Regions from separate parts of the Homo sapiens genome. Here region 2 is linked to region 1. Evidence: chromatin loops called from intact Hi-C (ENCODE). Cell type or tissue: PC-3. All regions are shown on one strand. Links, peaks and the distances in the headings refer to the core of each region. The heading gives the core; the rest is flanking DNA.

Region 1 (10,322 bases), core at 1,212-9,211:
TAGACCAATGTGTTGAAGTGTTTTCCTCATGTTTTCTTCCAGCAGTTTTATAGTTTTGGGTGTTACATTTAAGTATTTAATCCATCTTCTTTGATTTTTTATATGATGAGAGATAGGAGTCCGGTTTCATTCTTCTGCACAAGGATATCCAATTTTCCCAGCACCATTTATTGAAAAGGGTATACATTCTCCAATGTATGTTCTTGGCACCTTTGTCAAAAATCGGTTGGCTCTAAATATGTGGATTTACATATACTGATCCATTAGTCTATTCTGTTTCATTGGTCTAATTTTAATTTTATTTTTAATTCTAATTTTAGATGCATATGCTGTTTTGGTTACTGTAACCTTATATTTTGAAGTCAGGTAGTGTGATGCCTCCAGGTTTGTTCTTTTTGCTCAGGATTGCTTTGGCTATTCTGACTCTCTTTTGGTTCTATGTGAATTTTAATATCGTTTTTTCTATTTCTGTGAAAAATGACATTGGCATTTTGATATGGATTTCATTGAGTCTGTTTATTGCTTTGGGCAATATGCTCATTTTAACAATATTGATTCTTCCAATCCATGAGCATGGGATGCCTTTCCATTTGTTTGTGTCCTTTTCAATTTCTTTCATCAGTGTTTTGCAGTTTTCCTTGTAGAGATCTTTCACCTCCTTGGTTAAATTTATTCTCAGATTTTTTGTAGTTATTCTAAATGGTATTGATTTCTTGGTTACTTTTTCACCTATTTCATTATTGGTGTCTAGAAATGCTACGGATTTTTGTATGTTGATTTTGTATCCTAGAATTTTACTAAATTTCTTTATCACCTCTGAGAGTTTTTTTGGTGAAGTCTTATGGTTTCTCTAAATATAAGATCCTGTTATCTGCAAAGAGGGACAATTTGACTTCCTATTTTCCAATTTGAATGTATTTTATTTCTTTCTCTGGCCTGATTGCTCTGACTAGGACTTCCAGTACTATGCTGAATAGGAGTGGTGAAAGTATGCATCCTTGCCTTGTTGCAGTTCTTAGAGGAAAGATTTTCAACTTTTTCCCATTCAGTATGATGTTAGCTGTGGGTTTTTCATAGATGGCCTTCATTATTTTGAGATATAGTCCTTCTGTGCCTAGTTCATCAAGACTTTTTATTATGAAGGAATGTTGAATGTTTGCAAATGCTTTCACTGCATCTATCGAGATGATCATATGATTTTTGTCTTTCATTCTGTTGATGTGATGAATCATGTTTACTGATTCATGTATGTTAAACTGTCGTTGCATCTCTGGTATAAATCCTATTTGATCATGGTATATTACCTTTCCTATGTGCTGTTAATTCAATTTGCTAGTATTTTGTTGAGGATTTTTGCATCTTCATAGACACGTTGGCCTGTATTTTGTTGTTGTTGTTGTTGTCTTTGTCTGGTTTTAGTATCAGGGTAATGCTGGCCTCATTGAATGAGTTATGAATTCACAGTCATATCACATGAATTCTTTTCCTGACCAATTTTTTGGAATAGCTTGAGGAGGATTGGTATTAGTTCTTCTCAGTATGTTTGGTAGAGTCTGACAGTGAATACATTCAGTCCTGGGCTTTTCTTCATTTGAAGACTTTTTATTACAAACTCAATCTTGCTACTCATTATTGTTCTGTTCAGATTTTCTGTTTCTTCCTGATTCAATCTTAGTAGGTTGTATGTTTCTAGGACATTATCCATTTTCTCTAGGTTTCTCAGCTTGTTAGTGCATATTCACAACATTTCTGATTATCTTTCATATTTCAGTGGCATTAGTTGTAATGTCTCCTTTTTACTTCTTATTTTATTTCAGTCTTCTCTCTTTTTTTCTTGGTTAGTCTAATTAGTGGTTTATCAATTTTATTTATTTTTGAAGAACCAATCTTTAGTTTCATTGATTCTTTGTGTGTGTGTGTGTGTGTGTGTGTGTGTGTGTGTGTGTGTGTGTGTATATATATATATACATATACATATAGTTTCCATTTTATTTAGTTCTGGTCTTTATTCTTTCTCTCTTCCTGCTATCACTTATTTCCTTCTTCTCATTTTGGATTTGGTTTGTTCTTGCTTTTCTGGTTCCTTGAGGTGCATCATTAGATAGTTTATTTAAAATATTTCTAATTTTTGATGTAGACATTTATTGACATCAATTTCCCTTTTAGTACTGCTTTTGCTGTATGCCAGAGGTTTTGGTATGTTGTGTCTCCATTTTCATTTGTTTGAAGAAACTTTTTTATTTCCATGTTAATTTCTTCATTGACAACTATAGTTCATGAGTGTGTTATTTAATTTCCATGTATTTGTATAGTTTCCAAATTTCCTTTTAGTATTCATTTATAGTTTTATTCTATTGTGGCCTGAGAAGATAGTTGACTTGATATATATGTTTTAAAATTTGTTGAGACTTCTTTGTGGTCTAACAGATAGTCTGTCCTGGAAAACATTCCATGTGCTAAGGAGAAGAATGTGTATTCTGCCATTGTTAGATAAAATGCTCTTTAAATGCCTGTTAGGTCTATTTGGTCTGAACTCTAGTTTAAATGCAATGTTTCTTTATTGATTATCTGTGTAGATAATCTGACTAATGTTGAGAGTGGGGTGTTGACGTCCCTGTTATTGGATTGGAGTCCATCTCTGTCTTTAAATCTAGTAATATTTGCTTCATAAATCTAGGTGTTCCAGTATTGGGTATATATGTTTAGAACTGTTATTTCCTCTCTCTGGATTGATAATTTTATCATTATATAATGATCTTGTCTTTTTTTTTTTAACTGTTTTTGGTTTATTGTCTGTTTTATCTAAGTATAGCCACTCCTGCTTGTTTTTGGTTTCTGTTTGTATGGAACAGCATTTTCCATCTTTTTACTTTCAGTCATTACATGTCTTTACAGGTGAAGTGCACATTTTGTAGGCAGCATATAGTTGAATCATGGTTTTTATCCATTCAGTCAGTCTATAGCTTTTAAGTGGAGAGTTTAATCCATTTACATTCAAGATTATTATTGATATGTGAGGTTTTGTATCTGTCATATTGTTTTCTGATTGTTTTGTATAGTCTTTGTTCCTTTCCTTTTCTCTTATTGTTTGTTATTGTGGTTTGGCAGTTATTTGTGGATGTGTCATTTGAGTCCTTTCTCTTTCTCATTTATGTGTTTGCTTTACCATTTTTATACTCTTAAGTGTTTTTATAATGGTAAATCTCATTATTTCACATCCAGGTTTAGGACTCCCTTGAACATTTTTTGTAGGGCTGGTTTACTAGTGATGAATTCTCTCAGCTTTTGCTTGTCTGGGAAAGACTATTTCTCCTTCATTTAGTAAAGATATTGTTGCTGGGTATAGTATCCTTGGCTGGCAGTTTTTTCCTTCCATTTCAGCACTTTGAATACATCATCTCATTCTCTTGTGGCCTGTCAGATTTCTGATAATAAGTCCATGGTTAGTCAGTTAGGGGTTTCCTTATAGGTGACTAGATGCTTTCCTCTTGCTGTTTTTGGGATTCTCTCTTTGTCATTGACTTTAGACATCTTGTCTGTAAAGTGCTGCGGAGAAGACCTTTTTGCATTGTATTTGTTTGGGTGTCATTGGGCTTCCTGTATCTGGATGTCTAAATCTCTTGTTAGACTTGCAAAGTTTTCTTCTATTATTTCATTAAATAGGTTTTTGTATCCTTTTGTTTTTCTCTTCACCTTCTGGGATACCAATAATTCAGGTATTTGGTTGCTTTATGGTGTTGCACATATCATGAAGGCTTTGTTCATTCCTTTTTTATTCTTTTTTAAAATTTTTGTCTGAGTAGGTTATTTCAAAAGACCTATCTTCAAGTTATGAGATTCTTTCTTTTTTTTGATCTAGTCTATTGTTGGAGCTTTTGAATGTATTTTGTCATTCAGTCAATGAATTCTTCAGTTTCAGAATTTGTTTGGTTCTTTTTTGTGATATCTATCTCTTTGGTAAATTTCACATTCATATTCTGAATTTTTTTTGTACTTTTTTTTTTTTTTTTTTTTGAGAGAATTTCACTCTTGTTGCCCAGGCTGGAGTGCAATGGCACGATCTCGGCTCACTGCAACCTCCACCTCCTGGGTTGAAATGATTCTCCTGTCTCAGCCTCCTAATCTCAGTAGCTGGGATTGTAATCCTGCCAGCACACCCGGCTAATTTCTGTATTTTTAGAAGAGACCAGGTTTCATCATATTGGTCAGGTGGGTCTCGAACTCCTGACCTCAGCTGATTCATCCTCCTCAGCCTCCCAAAGTGCTGGGATTACTGGCATGAGCCACTGCATCCGGCCTGTACTGTTTTTAAAGTTCTTTTGTATTTCACTAGGCTTCTTTAAAATCAATAATTTGAATTCTTTTTCCAGGAGTTTGTGGATTTCTTTTTGATTGGGATGTGTTTCTGAAAAATTATTTTGTTCCTTTGGATGTGTCATATTTCTTTGCTTTTTCATGTTTCCTGTGTCCTTATGTTGATATCTATGCATCTGGCGTATAAGTCGCTTCTTCCAGTTTTCTGAATTTGCTTTTGTAGGGAAGGACTTTTTCCTAAGGATGAATCTATGGTGTTAGTTGGCTAAGGCACTCTGGCTTTGATTCTTGGTGTATGCAGGAGAGTTGTCTCTGCGTGATTTGTTTGTCTGTAAACAGCGTCAGTGGTATTTTATATTTACTTGGTGGCTTAGAGTGCAGTTATTAGTAGATGCTGTGTGCAGTTTTCCTGGCAACTGGGATGCCAGATAGGTCAGGCTTTGGGCCTCAGTGATGGGTAGAATGTGCCTGTCTTAAAAGAGAAGCTGGCATGGCATGGGCAATGGCAATGGCAATGGCAGTGGCAGTTGTAGGACAACTCTCTGGTTCCTGATCACTGTGTGCTGGTGCTGGCAGTGGCTGAATGGCTGAACAAGTCAGTCTCCAGGCCCACAGGTGGCAGTGCAACTAGGTGATAGTGGCCCAGTTTAGGCCCAACCTCAGGTCCCTGGGAGGAGTGTTCAGGTACCATTGGTGGTGGACTAGGCTGGGCAATCCCCCGGTCCCTGAACTCTGTGCTGCTCTGTCATGGCAGAGGAAGGAAGGATGAAGCTGGGGCAGGCTGTCTTGCCCTCAGACCCCTTGATAATGTGTATAGGAACTGGCCATGGTATGCAGGGGTAGGGTAATTCCTAGGCAATCAGTGGAATGTTCAGGTAGGGGGTGGCAGTGGCCATGCTGCTGCTCTGCCACTGGGGGGCAGTGCTATCTTCAGTGATGGCAACCTAGACTGGCAGGTGGGGAGTGTGCATACCACTCATGCCTCAGCCCTGGGTGTGGTAGCCTGCAGTTACTCATGCCTAAGCCAGCTCTTTTCTTGCACCTCAGCCTCAGCGCTGCTGGGCTTCAGGATAGTGTGCAGCCTGTTGGGGATGGAATTCTAAAATGGCACCTTGCCATTGCTGCTTAGGTCTCAAAGAATGTGAGGGACCCAGCACAAGCTTTCCTCCCTGGCACAGTGCTTGTGGTACAATTCCTTGTCAGCTCCCTACATTAGTTTCAGGGCCTGTGAGGGTTGAGGGGTTCTTCCATGGCTAGGACTGGAGTCCAGGGTGAGAATGTGGACTGCTGAGGGTCTCTCACTCTTTCCCCCATATTGGGGAGTCTCTCTCAGCTCCCAGCTAAGCCAGCCAAGTAGGCTGCCTTGCTTCTTTCTCCTTCCTTGCTTTAGGTATTGCCTGTCACTTATATGTTGAATTCCAGTGTTTTCTCTTGGATGATCTATTTAAAGTGTGATTATCTACTTGCTATTTTTGTTCTTCTTAGTGGAGGAAGCAAGTATAAAATGCCCCTAGTTAGCCAACTTGGAGCCTCTTATTGTGTACTTTTTTACATAAAGACTCAACTTTGAAAAAAATAGTTAAAACTGCCAATTCTTTCCAAAGTATACTATTTTTGTGTGCTTTTTTTTTTCAACTTTAGGGAAAATGTTTTTAAAATTTGCACTTAGTATACCTGAAATTCCATTTAATTTATAATAATTTTCACTTTATATATGTGGTTGTAATTGGAATTGGTACAGGGAGGTTTATAATTTTTACATTTTCTTTACCAAATATATCCTGTATTGATGTAAAATGACCCTCTAAGACAAGGACATCCTTTACATGTTGCACTGAATTCTACTTTGCCTAATATTAATTAAACAATATGGTTTCCTTGATCAGCACTTATTAAACATATTTTAATCTGTACTTTAATGTTTAGTGGTACAGCTTTGTGTCCGTTTTTGATGTATGCCATTGTCAGCAGATAGTGGGATTTTGGTTTTGATCAAATATAAATCTTGGCTTTTAATATGGTATTTTAATCAATTAATTTTTTTACAAAATAAATATTTGCTTTTTAACTATCATTTTATCCATGTGATCTATTTTATGCGTCATTTTTTCACTTTTTTCTGACTTTTGCTATCAAAACTATATTTCCATATTTCATATTTTCCAAGCTTTGTAAAGATAGCTTCTGATTTTTAATTCCATTAATAGTTATAATTAACAATTTCAAAATGCATATTTAATCTATATTTCTCTAATTTTCAAAACCTTAGAAAAACAACAAAATTTGAGTTTTTTCCCACCCCACATCAATCAAAGTTCAGTACACTTTTTCACATATACCTCACTTTTCAGTCTTTCTTAGTATAAGATTTTAGATGCCCAGTATTATATATATACACACACTATATATATCTATAGTTATAAATACTATATATAGAGTTATACATTATATATACTATATTACTATGGATATATACCAACTATATCTTTAATTTTGAAAATAATTATTGACAATTATAATTATTTAATAGCTAGTCTTCAATAATATTGTAATGCTTTATACTTACTGTTACAGTTAATTGGCAGTACTTACTGCTTTTTGTATCCATCTTTTTTCTTGAGTGTTGTTTCTTTACTAAGTTATTTTTAAAATATCATCAATTTTTTCCAAGAAGGGCATATGTGGGGTGTATTTTAAGAACTCTTGAGTATCTAAGAATGTCTTAACTCTATATAAAATCATTGAGTCAGAATATTTTCTCCAAATTCAGTAGATATGCATTTACAGATATCTGCCATTTAGTGTTGTGGAAGAGAAGTCTGATCTATTTTTATTTTTGTTCTCTTAAGTAACTTTTAGGTAGAATGCTTATTATCAGCACATAACTCTTTTTAATATATTTTACATATAATAATTTTTGCATCAACATAATATATAGGTAGTTTTAAAATGATGGCAAGGTATGTCAGCTATCTATTTCAGCATTTTTAAATTACCCTCAAATTTGGGGGCTTAATGAAAACAGACATTCGTTATCACTTCTGTGGGTCAGAATCCAGTAGAGGCTTAGCTGAGTAATTTTGACTTAGCATCTCTGATGAGGTTGCAGTCAAGGTATTGGCTAGAGCTATAGTTATCTGAAGGCCTGCGTGGAGCTGAAGGATCCACTTCTAAGATGGTTCACTCACATTGGCTATTGGCTGGAGGCCTCAGTTCCTTACTCGTTCTCATCTGGATGCTTTTGTTCTTTACCACATAGAACTATTTTATAAAGCAGCTGACTCCCCTCAAAGCAAGTGAAAAGAAAGAGAGAGAGAGAGACAGAGAGAGAGAGAGAGAGAGAGAGAGAGAGAGAGAGAGACAGAAGCTGTGGTGTCTTTTATGTTCTAGTCTCTAAGTCACAAACTGTCGTTTCCAGAAGCAAGTTAGAAGCAAGTCACTACTAAATCTGGTCCATTCTCAAGGGAAGAGAAACTAAGCTCTTGAAGGGAAGAATATAAAATAACATGTGGCCATGTTTTCTTAAAGCATCACACAGAATAAGTTCAGTTATGGGTATGAATTCACCGATTTTTTTCCCTGCAAATTAATAGCTCATGAAATCTTTTTTTTTGAAAGACTTTTTCTCAATAATATTTTTGGTGTTTTTTTCTGTTGTATTTGCTTAAGATTTTCTTCATGAATTCTAATTATTCAGATAGATACATAGATAGATAGATAGATCAGCTTTCTGTTCTTTATAGTTATATCTTTTTTGTAACTTTCATATCTGTGTTCTTTTCCTCTGCAATCTGGTAAAGGATCCCAAGTTTGTGCTCTACACCAACTCTGCTCTTTCTGACCTCAAATATCATTTTAAATTCCCTGTTGCATTTTTAAATATATCTGCAATACTTTCACATCTCATCCACATCCGTTTTTCCCTAATACTGTTGTCTTTTTGTGTCAACTTATTGGCTTTCTTCCTGGGTTATTCTCACCATGCACATTTCAGCCCCTCTTCATCAAAGTAATTTTTTCTTGTATGAATTAAAGATGCCAAAGAGTTTCAAGATTTTCTTCTGAACTAGAAGCTGATAATTTTTGTAGTTACACTTGTCATTTGAACCTTCCAGATTGGCATTATTTTCTTAGGCCAACTGGTGCTTTCTTTTCACTTTCTTTATAATATTGTCATATGTCAACAAATAAGATATATGGATTCCCTTGGTTCTGTCCACTTGCAGACAGATGGCAAAATTCCTTGTTCATCATAACAACTAAAGGGCAGGTTGATGAGTTTACTCCAAGTTCAATATCTACTTCCTAGAAGGTGCTCATCTATTGCAGCTTTACTTTATTGATATGGCATCTTCTGCTGCTACTGTCTGGTTTTATGATACTGTGAACAGGTACTTTTTGATGCACATTTCCCAGCATTCTTCCTATCTCTGCCCCTAACTTAACAGATTTCTTTATAGAGCTCCGTATCCTAGGATGGGAGGTATTACCACCAGCATCCCATTTGTTTCATCAGTTGCACCTTGGGTATAACTGTTTATGTAGTGGTGTACAAAAAAGAGGTATCAAAAGGAAAGAGTGGCATTCTTAAGAAGAAACAGCTGTAGTGCAAAGAATAGCTTCTAATGTTCCATTTAGCGAAGATCTTGAATTCCGAGTAGGGGAAGGAGAGTGGGAATGCACATAGAGTCATTTTTCTTCTCAGAGGGCTTTTGTACTAAATACAGGAGATAAAGATTGGGCATCTCATGAGGTAAAACTTAAATAGTTTTGTTTCTTGCCCAGTTTTTTTTTTTTTTTTGCTTTGTAATTAGTAGTCCTTTGAGAGTCTAATGTTTAATTGCTAATAAATCAAAATTTTTAGAGTTTCTATGAGCTTTCATTATTTTCTGGTCTTTATAGTTGTTTTGTTTTAGTTGGAAATTAGATAAAGTTGTATTCTGGTGATCAGCCAGAATGGAATTTTAACCTGGAACTATCTCACGGTATTATTTACAGTAGCAAAAAATAAAATACTTTGAATGCCCAACAATAGAGGATAAACCAAATAAATTAAAATGTCTCGTTGTGAAAGAACACTTTGCAGTCATTAGAAATCATACTGTTGAAGCATATTTAGTGGTATAGGAAAATAATCACAATTTATCATTTGGTGAAAAAAAATTGCAGAACAGTATGTACAACGTGGTTCCAATTTCATAAAGTGAAAAAAAGGAGAACAAAAGAGGCAGGAGAGATATATAACATTCATGGAGGTTGTCTAGAGTGTGGGGTTTGTGGTAACCTTCATGTGTTATTTTGAACTTTTTTTCTTTATTTCTTTAAAATTCTTAAAATTTTATATATTTTTAAATGTTTTTATTAACATATGCATTACTTACCAAAATAAAAAAAGTTCTATTTAAATTATCAGTGTATATCTGCAAGTTAATTCATTTGCAAAGATTATATCTTCTCTAAGTATTAATTATATATAGTGGTTTGGGAGTCAAAAGGGAAATATATTCCCAGGTATAGACAGAAATTTCTATATCTAATTAAGAGCAAACACGTGAGAACCACAGTGTTCTATATTTAATGTAACACTAATGAGATATAGATTTATTATCTTTTAAAGTGATTGATATATAAATATTCTAAAGTGTGCATGCACCCACATATGTGGCGTGTCTTCTAAAATTGATTTGAGGGTATTCAATGGCCACCTTAATAGGATACTGGTATCCTATAGCTGTAATAAGGCAACGTCTGGCCACAATAAGAAAGACCAATCAATAGCCACAGTGTAGTCCCTGGACCAGCAGCAACAGCATCACTTGGGCTCATATTTCAAATGCAAGTCCTCAAGCTTCACCCTAGACCCACTGAATCAGAAACTCTGTGTTTTAACAAGCCCCCCAGATGATTCTAACATGTGTCAATCTGACAGACACTGCCATGGTCATGGTAATGTGAACATTACCAAAAGAGCAAAAGACTTTTACAGGTGTGGTCACAAAGAAACAAGA
Region 2 (10,322 bases), core at 896-8,895, 200 kb after region 1:
CTATGTCCCCTTATGAGTTCATTAGGGCTCTCTCATGTCTAAATGTCTCCAACTACTTCTTGAGTGTATTTATATCTTCAGCAGGCATAATTTCTCAGCGTAAGCAGTCGCCTATTGCAGGTGACTATTTGTGATCAAGGACAGATAGAAAGAAGCTGAAGATAGCCCTGAAGTTTACAGCTTAATGAGTCATTTGGATAATAAAGAAAGCATAGAAAGAAAAAGGAGTAGGGGAAAATTCCAGCAGCTGAAGAATAAGAAATGGAATCCTGGGTGCACAACCAGAGAATACAGGTCAACAACAATTATTGCATTATAATGGAAGGGGCTGAAAGAGAGTCTCCATTTGGAATGTAGCAAGAGCAGTCCTACAAGACAGATCGCATTAATATGAAAAGAATATTATTGAAATCAAGAAGGTACAACAGAGGGCAACCAGAATGATACAAGGACTCAAGGACCTTAATTATTTACAAAGGTTGGAAACACAGTTGCTCTACTTTCCTCTATTAAAAAAAGAAAATGTAAAGGGAATTCACTAAGAACATCCTCAATTCCAAGGTAGCAAAATAAAGGAAGATTTGCAAAGGCTAAATGCCAAAAAGAAAACAGAAAAAAGGGTCATGTACTTAAGCCCAGAAAGAACATGGTATTAAATAAGTTTTAGTGGGATTTCTTTACAAAGAGAGAGGTAAATGCACAGTGCAATCTACTATGCAGGTTCAGATGGCTAATACATATGTAGTGTTCATATATACATGTGTATTTATACAAATACTATATATTTTAAGGAGATAAGCATTACAAAGGAAAATAATTATGGGGTGCCACAATTGTAGACTCAGCTAGACTTACAGAGATTTCCTGTTCTAAAATTTCCTGTGTTCCATAGCCCTTCCATGTAATTTTCAATGTTTTGAGTGCCCATTGGCAATACAGACTAAACACTAAAACAACCTAGAATGATATTCAAGTGAAACATACAGGAAAGTAAATTTGATCTCGAGCTGTCAAAATACCACTTAAAATACAACATATTGACACTCAGTCAAACTATACACCCTCTGAAGAATACCTTCTGAGAAAGAAACCAAACAGAAATTGAAAACCCATTTTACCCTAGCCAGTAGATACCAAACCCACATCAAACTCACAGTGGACTCATATTTTTGTTCTGTATTTTGACTATAATGTTACCTAAACAAGCATTTGTTAAATGCTTATAATACATTCTACAATCTATTTTACAACATGAAATAAAACAGAGACATAACCCATGGTCCCTATTCCCAAAAAAGGAATCCTAATCCTGCCTTGTTCACAACTGTATCCCCAGGACTTAGGGCTGTGCCTGGTATTTGGTAGGTGCTCAATAAATCAGGAGCAATTAGGAGACATATCATTAATTGTTCATGGAGAAGCTACTAAGGGATAGGCTTTAGGAGTACATTCTTGCATTTAATATTCATGAAGATCCTGTGAAGTACATAGTATGTGCTCTATATACTGGAGAAACAAGGAGGCTAAGTTGTCATCTAAGGGCACACAGCCTGCAAGCAGTAGAGACAGGACAGAAGCCCAGACCCGTGTACTTCCCTCTAAGCCATGATGTGTCATATAATCTAGTTGTGAAAACAAGTATACATGCATGTGAAACAACGATAAGTGACACAAAATGCAACATACTTAAAAGCTAGGGCATATGGCCTGGACTCCATATGTTAGAGAGGTTTGGAGTAGATGAAGACAGGAGCGGTCAGGTACTTCTTAGAAATGGGAACATGAAATGAGCCTTGAATGATGAAAGGATCAGAGGGCAAGATCACCAAAACAGCTGTGTGGTTAGCTAGTGGAAAAGGGTAATGGTTCCCAAACCTGACTAGGAAAATTTGGATTAGGGTTGAAAAGAACGACTAGTATTAGAAACTGGTGTGTATATATCCCTAATTATAATGTATTTGTGATAGGAAGAAAGAAATGTTTTAAAACACTGTCTCCGGCCTCTTAGACTATTTCTTTCCACTTTTTTTTTTTTTTTTTTTTTTTTGAGACAGAGTCTTGCTCTGTCACCGAGGCTGGAGTGCAATAGCAAGATCTCGGCTCACTGCAAACTCCACCTCCCCGGTTTAAGTGATTCTCCTGCCTCAGCCTCCCAAGTAGCTGGGATTACAGGCATGCGCCACTACACCCAGTTAATTTTGTATTTTTAGTAGAGATGGGGTTTCACCGTGTTGGCCAGGCTGGTCTCGAACTCCTGACCTCAGGTGATCCACCCACCTTGGTCTCCTAAAGTGCTGGGATTATAGGCATGAGCAACCGTGCCTGGCCATCTTTCCACTTCTACCTGAGATTCCAAATGTCCCACATTAAAGAAGGAGTGGTAATTTCAAAATTTAGAGCAGTGCTTTGTGGTGCTAAAGCTATGCTATCCAAGATGGTAGCCACTAGCAACATATGGCTATGGAACACTTGAAATGTGACTGGTCCAAATTGAGATGTGCTTATCACTCAAATGGGTGAACTATTTCAGCACTTGATGCATCTGCTTTGCTAGGACTGCTGCAAGGAAGCCTTTTTATCACCAGCAAAATGACAATGAACATACAACCACTTGGTGTAAGTAGTTGCCTTAAAAAGCCCAAGCAAAAGGGATGGTGTGGGACAGAGTTAAAAGACCAACCACAGAAGGCAAGATGTGAAGGAAATCAGAAATTCAGTAGGTAAAAGTAATCGAAGGAGGTGACCACAAGAAATATAAGTCCTTTGAGACTCTCCATAGATGTTGGCCTGAAGCTTGTGAGGTGAGTGAGTTCACTGTCTTTCACCATATGTGAATGTGGAATCAGGACTTGAACCAATTTATTTAACTATTAAAGAACACACAGGGTATAAGGGCCACAAGACTGGAGTATTTGCGGAATGTCCTTATACCTGTATTTTGAGTCCTACCTTGATGAAATTCAGCTTTTGACCATAGGTCACTCATTTCATTTCTGTGCATCATTTCATGATTTTCAAAACAATCATTCTCTCATTTGATTTGCAAAAAAGATATGAAGTAGGCAACTATACTGTACCACTTACCATTCCCATCTTAAGGATGAGAAAACCGTGCCTCAGAGGACTTACATGATTTGGGAACTAAAACAGTAGACATATTCAGTGCTTTTCCAATTCTCCCATAGCCTTCTACCACCATCTATACCCTCAAGTAACAACAACAGAAACAATAACACACACACACACACACACACACACACACACCTTTACATGTATGGATTTGAATCCCAATGCTCAGTTTTATGTTAGAATCTCTATCTATTGTTTTCTTTTCTAAATTACTGTATTATCCAATTCTAAACACTTCTGGTAGAGTAAGAAAATACACTCCAGGAAATTGTCCAAAAAACTAAAGCCAAATTGAAAAATATTGTTTAAAAATACCAGCTAGATGTGTCTTACAGGTGTTTTAGTAAAGTGGTAGCCTAAATTGGGTGAACTATCTCAGCACCTCGGATCTGTTCCTTTTTATGGTGATTATTGCCCAAGGCAAAGATTTAAAGATAGAAGGACTGATTTAAAGTGTGTCTAACAGGAGGGAGGAAGTCAAACTTTTTCTTCCTTTATCAGCATGAAAATGAAAACATATGAAATGGGGGTAAAGAAACTTTCATTCAATGATAGATTAAAATTTTTAGTAAATACAGCTCTCACTTTTTGTTTTACACATACCACCCTCCTCCCAATATGAATCATCCACAAATCCCCTCCCTGATCCAAGGAAGAATGCCTCCAATTGTGTAGAAGTGATATAGGAAACTAACTTATCTTTATATGTTGTTATGTACAGTTGTTTGATTTGGTTGGTTTTTTAAATTTCTAATTTACACATGGACACAAGAATGCTGTGCTAACACTATTTTTAAAGCAATCATAACTAAGAAAACATGTAAAATCCCTACATGATTCATTTTTCATTGGCTATGTGGCAAAATATTTAGTGCTTTGGTTGAAGAGATAAGTTCTAGGAAAATACTAGGGGGAAAAAAGGAGTCATATGTTTCATTATCAACCAGTGGCAATTTTCACACATCTCCAGAAGAAAAATATGGGATATTTCTGAGATTCCCCAAGTCACCTCACACTAGCTCTTGCTACTCAAAGTGTGAGCATGAGCCTCACATGGGAGCTCGTTAGAGATGCAGGTTCTTGGGCTCTGTGTCAGACCTACTGATTCAGAACCGGCGCTTTTAAACAACCCCAGCTCCTTCCTACACACAGGAAACTTGGAGAACCACCGCTCTGGACAAATCTCAGTTACAGCACCTGAATCCTGACAGAGCAGAATTTTAAGTCCTAGCACCACAGCAACACTTGGGGTTAAAAATCACACATAAACTCTTCCGTAAAAACTTCAGAGCCCAGATAGCAAACATCTGTGACCCAACACAAAGCTGCGTGGAATTATGGCTGTCTGAAATATAGCACATAATCCAACTTCAAGTAAGGTTGAAATTCCGCAGAAGGTTCTCGAACTATTCTTCAGGGACAGACCTACATAAGCAAATGAACAGTCTGTCACAGCAGCTCCAAGCCAGAGAAGAACTTGGACCGGCCATTATTGCTTCAGTGAGGAAGAGTATGAGAAAGGGTGTGGACAGTCTCAGAACAGGAACAGGAATGAGAAGGGGGAGCAGAAATGGAAGCAGAAAAGTGAGAAAGCAGTTTACATGTCCTGGGGAGTCCATCGTAGGTCACAAACCTCTAGAAAGAGGAGAGAGGGAAGAAGCAGGAGGGGGTAAAGATGACATTTTGAGGCTAGGTGAGTCACATGGGCCCCACCAGGCTGAATGACTTCACGCCCCAAGGAATAAATGACTCTTTCTTGGCTCTCCTCAAAGATATGCCACAGCACATCATGAGTCACCAGCCCACCCTGCAAACTCCTGCCATTTCCTGCCAGCTTTTAGGGCCAGAGGACTTGCCCTCAGGCCATGAGTCCCATCAGCATTTATATGCCAATTCCAAAGCGGCACTTGTGGGGAAAAAAGGAGCCAATTTGCCTGGTTTACTTTAAAAGAATCATCTGAAGGTCTTTAACCTATTAACGATGCACTGACAAACCCTGAGTTTGTCATTATTGGAAGTGACGCTGGGGCCAGAACTGAGATTGCAGATTGATTGATTTTTTTAATTTACTATTTGTTCATGGGGAGGCTGGCTTCTTTATTGTGGCGGCACCTGCTAGTGCCATTATAGTTACAAGGCCTGTTGGAGAGGCTTTATGGTGAAGGCTTATTTCTATTATAAATACTGGTTGGTGTGGGTGGTTAATATCCCAACAATTTCTGTTATACTGGGTTCAATACAGTCTGGCCCACATTGTTAAGTCATACATATCATCCTTGCACACAAAAAAATGAAAAACTAAATGTTATGCCAAAATCAACATAATTAAGTTACAGAAGAAATATTATCCAAGTCAGTCCTTAAATTAATCATTAACTTCAGATGAAGAATTATTAAATTGAGCTCTAATAACTAGAAGTAATATAATATGAATATACTATAAATATATATATTTGATTGCTAGAAAACTACCTATCTCACACAAGCAACTCAGCACACATTTTCATTTGCTCAAAGAATAATTATACTATTCATATCCCAAGTTCCCAAATTCAAATTGATGCTATATTTATATATATACTACCTGCTAGCAAGTGTAGATTATATTTCCCTATACTAATACCTCAAAATGGGTTTTACCTTTGGAAAGTGAAGTTGCTAACCGCACAAAGTAGTCCAGTGGTTAGGAGCACAGGCATGAGGTGAAATATACTTAGACTCTAGTCCCTTTCTTGTCGTCAGCCCCTTTCCTGCTATGTAACCACGGTCTGGTTAATCAACCTCTTGACAGTTTATATTTCCTCATTAGTCAAACAAAAGTTTTAATAGCATCCACCATTGTTGTTGTAAAGACAAACTAGGCAATAGATGGCTAACTCAAGGTCAGGGTAAAGAAAGTACAAAATGAACCTGGAATATCTTTTTTCTAGAAAATATGAACATGCTTAAAGAATGATGGATACATGTGGGAGAACAACAGTCCATGTTCTAATCTCCAGACCTCTGAATATGTTACTTTACATGACAAAAGGGAATTAAGGTTGCAGATGGAATTAAGGCTGCTAATTAGCTGACTTTAAGGAGTTTATCCTGGATTATCCCAGGTGTGTCCAGTGTAATCACAAGACCTTAAAAGTAGGAGAGGACGGCAAAATAGAGATGAGTCAGACTGAGGCTTGATGATGCTAACCTGCTGGCTTTGAAGATGGAGGAAGGGGCCACAAGCCAAAGAATGTAGGCAGCCTCTAGAAGCAGGAAATGGCAGGGACACGTATTCTTCCCTAGAGCATCCAGAAGGAATGTAGTCCTTCTAACATCTTCACTTTTAAGCCCAGTGAAGCCAATTTCAGAATTCTGACCTCCAAAACTGTAAGATAATAGATTTGCCTTGTTTAAACCACGAAGTTCATGGCAACACAGTTATAGGAAACTAATACACTTGTCAAGCAGCTTACATATATACCTAGAGAGAGAATGATAAAACAACTGTTAACATTTGAGGAATCTGGATGAAAGGCATAAGGAAATTCTCTGTACAGAATTCAATTTTACAATATGTCTGAAATTATATCAAAATTAAATTTTGAAAAGGAGAAAAATAAGTTTCTGTAGGAAGGTGTCAGATCCTCAGCACCCCTCTCCTGCTTCACACAGCCAGGCAACTAACTATTCCTTCCTGGCCTTCAAAGGAGATCAGAGTTTTACTCTGTTAAGAAGCTATGACCTGGGACCAACATGCAAGCAGAGATAGGAAAAGAGGCCCAGTATTGGGAATTGGGAATTACAATAAATTCTACCTGCTAAGTGGTGGGTCCCTGCTAATTCTTCCTCCCTCCACTAAGCTTCAAAACAAGCAGCCAGTTTTGATGTCCCCACCTCCTACCCACTGACAGAAGTTTGAATTACTTCTCTCTGGAGAAAGTAAGCAGTCCTAGAGACAAGGCCTACAGAAACAGAAAGTCAGAGGCCCCCCCAGTGATAGAGCAAGGCCACTGCTCAGTGAAGCCCACAGGTTGAGGGAATTCACATGCACACACTGTGGTAGGCAACAATAACGGTCCCTCAGAACTATCCTGATCTAATCCCTGAAACCCGTGAATATGTTAGGTTATATGACAAAAAGGGTATTAAGGCTGCAGGTGGAATTAAAGCTCTTAATTAGTCAACTTTACAATAGGAAAACTATCCTGGATTATCCAGATGGGCCCAATGTAATTGCAAGGACCCTTACAAGTGGAAGAGGAAGGCAAAAGAAGAAAGAGAAAGACGTGACTATGGAATAGAGTGAGTTACATGATATGAGAAGGACTCGAATTGCCATCACTGTCTTTGAAGAGGGAGGAAGGAGCCATAACCCAAAGATCGCAGACAACCTCTAGAAACTGGAAAGGTCAAGGAAACAGATCCTCCCCTAGAGCCTCCAGAAAGAAAAGCAGCCCTGCCAGATGGGCGCGGTGGCTCACGCCTGTAATCCCAGCACTTTGGGAGGCAGAGGCGGGCGGATCACGAGGTCAGGAGATCGAGACCATCCTGTAACATGGTGAAACCCTGCCTTCTACTAAAAATACAAAAAAATTAACCGGGTGTGGTGGTGGGCACCTGCAGTCCCAGCTATTCGGGAGGCTGAGGCAGGAGAATGGCGTGAACCTGGGAGGCGGAGCTTGCAGTGAGCTGAGATCGCGCCACTGCACTCCAGCCTGGGCGACAGAGCGAGACTTCGTCTCAAAAAACAAAACAAAAAAAAAACAAAAAACAAAAAAAGAAAAGAAAAGCAGCCCTGCCAACACGTTGTGTGTTAGCCTGATGAGACCCATGTCAAACTTCTAGCCTACAGAATTGTGAGATAATAAATTTGTGTTGTTTTAAGCTTTATATCTGTGGTAATTTGTTAAGGCAGCAATAGAAAACTAATACACACACACACATACACACACACACACTCACACAGAGACAGAGAGAGAGAGAAAAAAAAACACAAACAATTCAGAAGGCAATAATGTTCCCAGAGAAATCAGTGGAGATATTACATCTATGAAACAAGAACAGGGTGCTCTTTATTTACTGTATTTATCTAACACTTATGCAGAACTTACTAAGTGCCAGGCACTGTACTAAGTGCTCCACAAATATTAAACCATTTAATTACCATAACAACTGTATGAGGTAGGTATTCTTATCCCTATTTTACAAATGAAGAAACAGGCACAGAAAGGTTAAATAACCTTCCCAAGATCACACAGCAGAGCTGAGTTATGAACATAGGCACTCTAGCTCCATAGTCCATTCAAGAATACTTAGGAATTTAAAATATAATGGCAGAAATTGAAAAAAACATTACTAGATGGGTTGAAATATAAAGTTGAGGCAATATTTTAGAAATAGATATATATAAAGAGATCAGAAATAGAAAAGGAAATATAAGAAACCCAGCAAATTCAACATCCAACTAATAATAGTTTCAGAAAATAAGAACAGAGAAAACAGAGAGGAAGAAGGTATTTTTAAAAACATTCAAGAACATTTTCAGAATAGCAAGCCATGAATTTCTATATTGAAAGGGCTTATAGAATACCCAGCACAAGAAATGAAACATAATTATTATCAAGACACATTGAAATTTCAAGACAGCCTATATAAAGAAGTCCTAAAGGGTTTCTTAGGGGCAATATAACAGATCTTATTTTAAAGACTGCAAAAATAATGGTATCAGATTTCTTAATGGCAGTGGTGAAAGCTAGAAGACAAAAATGCTGTCAAAATCTCTGAAGAAAATGTGTTCCATATCAGAATTACATACCCAGACAAATTATCAGTCAAATGTGAGATAGAATAAAGACATTTTAAGATATATAAGGTCTCAAAAAATTACCTTTCACATACTCTTTTCTCAGGAAGCTCATGAGGATATTATACAAGGAAACAAAATCAAAAACAGGAAAACATGGGAACCAGGGAACAAGCAATCCCAAAGATGATGGTAAAGGAAGGTTCCAAATAATAGCTGTACAGTGGCCTGTGGAGCAACTCACCCATACATAAACAGGAGGGTAAAGAGTTCTAGTCTCCTAGAACAAAAAATAAAAGTAACTGGTAGATTACTTGATGTGTTTCAGTAAACTGAGAGAAATGTTAATGTTTTTAAAGAGTTTGAAGAAATAATTAGTAATAGTTACATGGAAAGCTAAGTTTTTAAAAGAGAAGCAATTATTAACTGCAAGAAAAATCAAAAGTGCTATACATTTTTTTCGCCTGTAAACAATAATTATACTATCATAATAAAGCAAGTGCTGAAATTAAATTTTTCGAGGGCTTTGAAACAGGTATAATGAAAGGATGGGAAAGTGGAAGAGGTGTCATAGGAAACCCGAGTCCTCATCTTCCAAGGCAGGAAGTCAATAAATAATGTTTACAACTGAAAATTCAAGATACTGAAATGCAAACTTTGCATTTGAAAATATGAAGGTAAATAACAAAAGAAACACTGAAAATAGCTGAAGTGGTTATCTCTGGGGAGGGGGACTTCAAAATAGGAGCGGTTAGAGCAGGAAAATAGTATGTTCCATTATGAATTTTGTACGATTTGATTTTTTCTCTTCTTTTTCCCCTTCTTTCAGTTTGTTATACTATACACAAGCATCGTTTTGATAGTAAAAAATAAACATAAATGCCTTGAACAGGATTTGGTACATAGTATGTGCTCAATGAATATTTGATGCTGATGTTTTTGCTACTGTGATCTTTATTAAAGCTGCAACACTAAAGTGAGAATCAATTCATATTCTGCATGACAACCCTAAGATAAGTTCTTTTATACCTCTCTGTTTCTCCATTCAAAGAAAAAAAATACTTAATGAATCAAACTCTCGATAAGGTATGTGTAAATCTTAAAATACGCTAAAAATATTGAAATTCAATTCTCTAAAAACATATTGAATGTTTTCATTAGATGTGCTATGGTCTGAATGTTTGTGTTTCCCCACCACCCACCAAAAGAATTCATACATTGAAACCTAATCTCTCATGTGATAGTATCAGAAGGTGGCAGCCTTTGGAAGGTGATTAGGTTATGAGGGATCTGCCCTCATGAATGTGATTAGTGCCATTATAAAAGAGACATCAGAGAGTTAGCTAGCCCCTTCCACCATGTAAGGATGCAGCAAGATGATACCACCTATGAACCACAAAGTGGCCCT

What was found. A loop is a pair of places that touch in the nucleus more often than their neighbours do. Peaks named below come from ENCODE experiments on the same cell type or tissue, not always from the same donor. Only the 100,000 strongest peaks of a DNase experiment are listed, where the experiment ranks them.
Region 2: it touches region 1 in a loop (6-fold over the local background); 4 of 110 quality-filtered maps call a loop at or near these places.

Annotation. Positions count from the first base shown.
Region 1 is chr3:18,290,342-18,300,663 of GRCh38, reverse strand. No RefSeq gene overlaps it. Among named protein-coding and RNA genes, the nearest start is that of SATB1, 130 kb to the left of the region's middle. In PC-3, for the core only: CTCF peaks have their summits at 5,002 and 5,207 (motif pointing right); a DNase peak (open chromatin) is centred at 5,333; H3K27ac peaks cover 593 bases.
Region 2 is chr3:18,093,730-18,104,051 of GRCh38, reverse strand. The region is part of intron 4 of BALR6 (B-cell acute lymphoblastic leukemia associated long RNA 6); the gene reads right to left. Among named protein-coding and RNA genes, the nearest start is that of BALR6, 140 kb to the right of the region's middle. RefSeq lists enhancers at 4,680-5,315, 4,221-5,420. In PC-3, for the core only: no CTCF peak of the experiment used is centred there; DNase peaks (open chromatin) are centred at 3,781, 4,241 and 4,921; H3K4me3 peaks cover 1,760 bases; H3K27ac peaks cover 3,613 bases.